Regions from separate parts of the Homo sapiens genome. Here region 2 is linked to region 1. Evidence: chromatin loops called from intact Hi-C (ENCODE). Cell type or tissue: A673. All regions are shown on one strand. Each heading gives the region's core, and the rest is flanking DNA. Links, peaks and the distances in the headings are about the cores only.

Region 1 (2,902 bases), core at 288-2,787:
GCCCGAGCTGCTCCCCTGCCTGGCCGAGAGGTGAGGGTGGCCTGGGGTGGTGTGGTTGAGCTGATGGACGGACTGATGGACTGATGGACCCAGGCCTCTGGGGTGGGGCTGGAGGACCAGGCCCCTCTGCACAGCCAGTGCCCCTCCCAGTCCACGGGGAGTAGTCTCAGCCCTGGCCCTGGTGGCCCCCACCCCGGAGCCTGGGCTGAGCAGCTTCTGCCCCCCAGGGCCTCCTACTCAGAATCCGAGGTGAAGGACTACCTGTGGCAGATGTTGAGTGCCACCCAGTACCTGCACAACCAGCACATCCTGCACCTGGACCTGAGGTCCGAGAACATGATCATCACCGAATACAACCTGCTCAAGGTCGTGGACCTGGGCAATGCACAGAGCCTCAGCCAGGAGAAGGTGCTGCCCTCAGACAAGTTCAAGGACTACCTAGAGACCATGGGTGCGTGTGTGGACAGTTGGGGGGACCTCACCTGGGGCGGGGGGCAGGAAGAAGCCCCCTCTCCTCCAGTGCTGTCCTCTCTCCCAGCTCCACTGCCACCCACTCAGCCACACACCTGGCCCACACACCTGTGCCCCACCTATCCCACCTGGGACCACTCACTCATGCCCACCACCTGTGTCCCTCCACCTGAGCCCAACCACATGTGCCCCTCCCAGCTCCAGAGCTCCTGGAGGGCCAGGGGGCTGTTCCACAGACAGACATCTGGGCCATCGGTGTGACAGCCTTCATCATGTGAGTCCTCCAACCTGTCTGGGGGTTGCTAGGTGGGCGGGGCAGTCTCCCCCCTCCACCCGAGGGTGACCTCAGGGCCCCTGCACCCCCGTCCACCTGAGGGTGACCTCACGGCCCCTGCACCCTCGTCCACCCGAGGATGACCTCACGGCCCCTGCACCGGCCACCCGAGGGTGACCTCAGTGCTCCTGCATCCCCTCCCCCTCCGCCCTGGTCTACCCAAGGAGGGTGACCTCAGGGCCCGTGCACCCGCCACCTGCGCAGGCTGAGCGCCGAGTACCCGGTGAGCAGCGAGGGTGCACGCGACCTGCAGAGAGGACTGCGCAAGGGGCTGGTCCGGCTGAGCCGCTGCTACGCGGGGCTGTCCGGGGGCGCCGTGGCCTTCCTGCGCAGCACTCTGTGCGCCCAGCCCTGGTAAGGCGCGCCCCTCTCCTCCTCCTTCTCCCCGCCCCCTCCTCCCGTCCCGCCCCCTCCTCCTTCCGTCCCGCCCCGCCCCGCCCCCCCACTCCCTTTCCCCTCGGTACTCTCCCTTCCCCCTCTCCCCTTTTCCACTTGCCTTCCCCACACCCCTCCCGCCGCTGGGCCACGTGCTGAGCCTATGTCCGTCCCAGGGGCCGGCCCTGCGCGTCCAGCTGCCTGCAGTGCCCGTGGCTAACAGAGGAGGGCCCGGCCTGTTCGCGGCCCGCGCCCGTGACCTTCCCTACCGCGCGGCTGCGCGTCTTCGTGCGCAATCGCGAGAAGAGACGCGCGCTGCTGTACAAGAGGCACAACCTGGCCCAGGTGCGCTGAGGGTCGCCCCGGCCACACCCTTGGTCTCCCCGCTGGGGGTCGCTGCAGACGCGCCAATAAAAACGCACAGCCGGGCGAGAAGTCTTCCGTCTCGTTGCATTATTTTCTTTTGGGGAGGAGAGGGAGTGAGGGCTCTGTCCCCGCCTTTCTGGCTGGGGCGCCGATCAGGCTGCCCCGCTGTGTTTGGGCCTGTGAGCCCCTTAGAAGGCGTCCTTAGGGGTCGCTCCCTCACTCCGATGCTCCGCGCGTTCAGCCCCTCGGGGCGTCTCCGTCCTCACACCCATGCGCGTTTATTCCACCCGCCGTGCGCCTTCCTCTCTTCCATCACGCTGACCTGCAGCCCCGCAGCCCGCTTTCTCCGCCGTCGGGCCAGCCGCTTGTTTCCACAACTTCTCTGCCCCGGGAAGAGTTCTTGGGCAAAGCGTGCAAGCGAGGGCGAGAAGCCGCGGGCCACGATCCGCTGGAGGAGAGGAGGCTTCAGAGTCGCTGGCGCGTGGCCTCGGTGAAAAGCAACCCAGTGTTTGAGATTCCATGGGCAATGACTACGCTGGCCGAGCCCCGCCCTGCCCCTTGCCAGGAGTGCAGGAAGCCTGGGCCGTGGGGTGCGCGCGTTGTCTCTCAAACGCTGCTGAATGTCCTTTCTCCTATTCTTTGACGTGGGAAAGGGAACTTGAGATAGGTGCAGCCCAGGAGACCTGGGAGCTGGCAGGGAGGGCCTTCTCCTCTTGCACATAAAACCTTTTGCAGAGGTCCCTCAGACACAAGGCCAGGCCCCTCATACCTATGTCTAAGCATAGATGGAGAGGAGGCTAACCGACCCCTCTTGGCTAAAATGGGTCATGCTGATTCCTGGCCAGCTTAGATTTATGGGGACATCCAGTGATGGAGTTGTCCTGGCTCTCTCTGACAGCATGCAACCCAGAATGAGGCCCGGTTGTTTTAAACACTCCTTTTAATCACCAAAACAGTCAGCTCTTCATAGCATCCTCTTCTCGAGCAGCCCCAGGGTTCCCGGGGTGGGGATATGATCTCCACTGTCCCCAGCAACAAGGCTGACGTTGGACGACAGCTTCGTTCCTGGGGGGCTGGGGCTGCAGGGTGTAGACAGCAGTCTCTACCCTCCTGATTCTCAGCTCATCTCAGGGGCCCAATGACGACCACATGCTGATGGGTCCATTCTGCAATGTCCAAATGCTGAACACCTCCCCTGAAATCTTACTGAGCCCAGGACACTTTGAATCAAAATCCAAGCATCGGCCAGGCACAGTGGCTCACACCTGTAATCCCAGCACTTTGGGAGGCTGAGGTAGGAGGATCACTGGAGCCCAGGAGTTCAAGACAAGCCTGGGCAATAATAGGGAGACTCTT
Region 2 (2,902 bases), core at 321-2,820, 120 kb after region 1:
AGCCTTATGAAATGTCTTAAATAATAAGACTTGAAAGTTAATTATGGAAGTTAACTTGAAAGTTAATAAGACTTGAATGTTGTGTTAATGGCTATTTTAATATTTTAATGGACTTAAAATAGTAAACCATGCAGTAAACAGATGTGCTGTCATGTAGGCTTTGTTGTTTCATTTATACAGCACAGGTAGAGTAGATTGAACATAATTCCTAAGGGCCTTAGAATTGTTGTAATTGGTGAATGAGCATTGGCTTTAATTTGAAGTCGCTAGCTGCATGAGCCCCTAACAAGAGAGTCACCCTGTCCTTTGAAGCTTTGGAGCCAGGCATTGGCTTCTTTCTAGCTATGAGAGTTCTGGATGGCATCTGCTTCTAATAGAAGGCTGTTTTGTGTGCATTGAAAATCCGTTGTTAGTGTGGCCCCCTTCATCAGTGATCTTAGCTGGATCTGCTGGAGAACTTGCTGCAGCGCCTTCATCAGCTCTTGCTGCTTCTCCTTGCATTTTTATGTTACAGTGATGGCTTCTTTTTTTAAACCGCATGAACCAACCCCCGCCAGCTTCAAGCTTTTCTTCTGCAGCTTCCTCGCTTCTCTCAACCTTCATAGAATTGAAGAGAGGATCTTGCTCTGGATTAGGCTTTGGATTAAGGAAATGTTGTGGCTGGTTTGATTTTCTATTCAGACCGTGCACACTTTCTGCATATCTGCAATAAGACTTTCGCTTTTTTATCATTCGTGTGTTCACTGGAGTACTTTCAGTTTCCTTCAAGAACTTCTCCTTTGCATTCACAGCTTGGCTGACTTTGGCACAAGTAGCATCTTTCTGCTTTGGATGTGCCTTCCTCACTAAGATTGATCATCTCTAGCCTTTGCCTTAAAGTGAGAGGTGTGTGACTCTTCCTTTCACTTCAACACTTAGGGGCCATTATAGGGTCATTAATTGGCCCAATTTCAGTATTGTTGTGTGCCAGGGGATAGGGAGGCCTGGGGGGAGAGAGAGAGGCAGGGGAATGGCTGGTCTGGCGAGCAGTGAGGATGTACATGCCATTTTTCCATTAAGTTTGCTGCCTTGTATGGACGCAGTTCTTGGCATCCCTAAAGAATTTCAACGGTAACATGAAAGATCCCTGATCACAGATCACCAGAACAAAAGGAACAATAACAAAAAAGCTTGAAATATTGCAGGAGTTACCAAAATGAGACACAGACACCAAGTGAGCACATGCTGCTGCGAAAATGCCACAGGTCAGCTTGCTCAACGCATGGTTGCCACCCACCTTCAATTTTTAACAAATGCAGTATGCGAAGCGCAGTAACATGAGGTATAGGCTGTATATGAAAGGCAGTTAGACCAACCGGACGCTAGGGGGAGCCAGTCCCCAACACCGGGCTTGTTTCTCACACCAGCGGCATGTCTGTCGGGTGAGTTGTTCCCAAAACCACCTCCGGTTCTATAACTCACTAGAAAAGCCCCCAGAACCCACTGAAAGCTGCTACGCTTTCCGTTACAGTTTATTATGGGGAACGGAGACAACTTTAAGTCAGCCAAGGGAGGAAACCCATGGGGGAGTCCGGGAGAGGTAACAGAGCTTCGACTGTCCTGTCCCCGTGGTGTCTGGGCTGTGCTACCTTCCGGGCACCCTGTGTGACTGCACGGGGAGTTCTGCCAACCAGGGACACTGCCCAGCCTTAGAATCCTGGGTCTCTTCTGGCATCCAGCACCTAGGGATAGCTGACTTCCCACATGGCCAGTCTTAGTCTCCAGCCTCAGAGGAAGTCGAACTGCAGGACTCAAAGGGCCCCTACCGCACATCACATTGCTGCCGCTGGACTTGGCTCAGGGACTCCCGCCCCCATGTCACAGTGTTCTCTTCAGTGCAGCCAACCTACCCTAAACCACATTATGGGACTGTCCAGTGTGACCCAAGGCCACCAGGCAAACAAAGACCCTCCTGTCAGGCATGGCATCCCAAGGGCTTTGAGGTCACTTCCCAGCAGCAGAGTGCAAGGGCAGGGGGGTGTTCTTGGGAACAGCTCAGTTGTGGACTATGCAGTTTGCATGCCCACACTGTGGTCTGAAGGTGTCCCACCCTCCACATTAGTACGTTGAAATCCTCACCTTCAAGATGATGGTGTTATGACATGGAGCATTTGGAGGTGATGAGTTCATGAATGGGATTACTGCCCTTATAAAAGGGACCCCAGAGAACTCCCTCATCTCTTACACCATGTGAGGACTCAGTGAGAAGGTGCTGTCTATGAACAAGGAATTGACCTCACCAGCCACTGGATATGCTGGTGGCTTGATCTTGGACTTCCGGCCTCCAGAGCTGTGAGCAGCACACTTTGGTGGTTTCTAAGCTGCCCAGGCTGTCCACATGGACTGGGATACTATGTATTGCATCAGTTCCACCCCTGGGCTGTTATGCCAAAGAGATGCCCACAGGGTTCCATGAGGGCACAGGCATGGGATGGTTACAGAGCCATTGGTTGCTGTGGTGACAGGTCCTCACTGCTGAGGATGTGGAAAGGTGAATATGGTGGAGGCCTCAGTGGTAACTGAACTGAGTAAAAATTGTTCTGCTACAAGGGCCTGCACATGGGGTGCCCTTGACAAGAGATGTGCACATGGGATTTGCACATGGTGGTGCCCTAGGTTGTGTGTATGTGTGCATGGATCAGAGAACTCCAGGAAGAGCCCATTTTGCTGACGATTGATTCCTAAATGCAAATGCAACTTCTTCCAAGATGCAACGTGCAGAAGAGTGGGGGCAGGGCAACAGGCTATTGCCATTCCTGAGAACCGGGCTTACCTTTTTGGAAACCTGTGGATAGACTGCCCATCCAATTGCTGTTGGTGGTAGGATGTCCCCAAGTCTCGTTCTGCTGCAGGAGAGTGGGGT

Evidence for each region. Hi-C counts contacts between places; a loop is a spot of excess contacts. Peaks named below come from ENCODE experiments on the same cell type or tissue, not always from the same donor. Only the 100,000 strongest peaks of a DNase experiment are listed, where the experiment ranks them.
Region 2: a loop joins it to region 1, with 3 times the contacts of the local background. A loop is called at or near these places in 13 of 110 quality-filtered maps.

What each region holds. Positions count from the first base shown.
Region 1 is chr1:228,377,262-228,380,163 of GRCh38, forward strand. OBSCN (obscurin, cytoskeletal calmodulin and titin-interacting RhoGEF) reads left to right here. Exons shown (of 116, transcript NM_001386125.1): 112 at 1-30; 113 at 228-451; 114 at 670-745; 115 at 1,010-1,159; 116 at 1,357-1,615. The coding sequence ends at 1,534. Among named protein-coding and RNA genes, the nearest start is that of TRIM11-AS1, 16 kb to the right of the region's middle. RefSeq lists an enhancer at 1,337-1,406. In A673, for the core only: a CTCF peak has its summit at 1,536; DNase peaks (open chromatin) are centred at 1,270 and 1,560; H3K4me3 peaks cover 1,486 bases; H3K27ac peaks cover 876 bases.
Region 2 is chr1:228,499,749-228,502,650 of GRCh38, forward strand. No RefSeq gene overlaps it. Among named protein-coding and RNA genes, the nearest start is that of RNF187, 14 kb to the left of the region's middle. RefSeq lists enhancers at 1,156-1,255, 1,220-1,514 and a silencer at 1,356-1,445. In A673, for the core only: a CTCF peak has its summit at 1,359 (motif pointing right); a DNase peak (open chromatin) is centred at 1,373.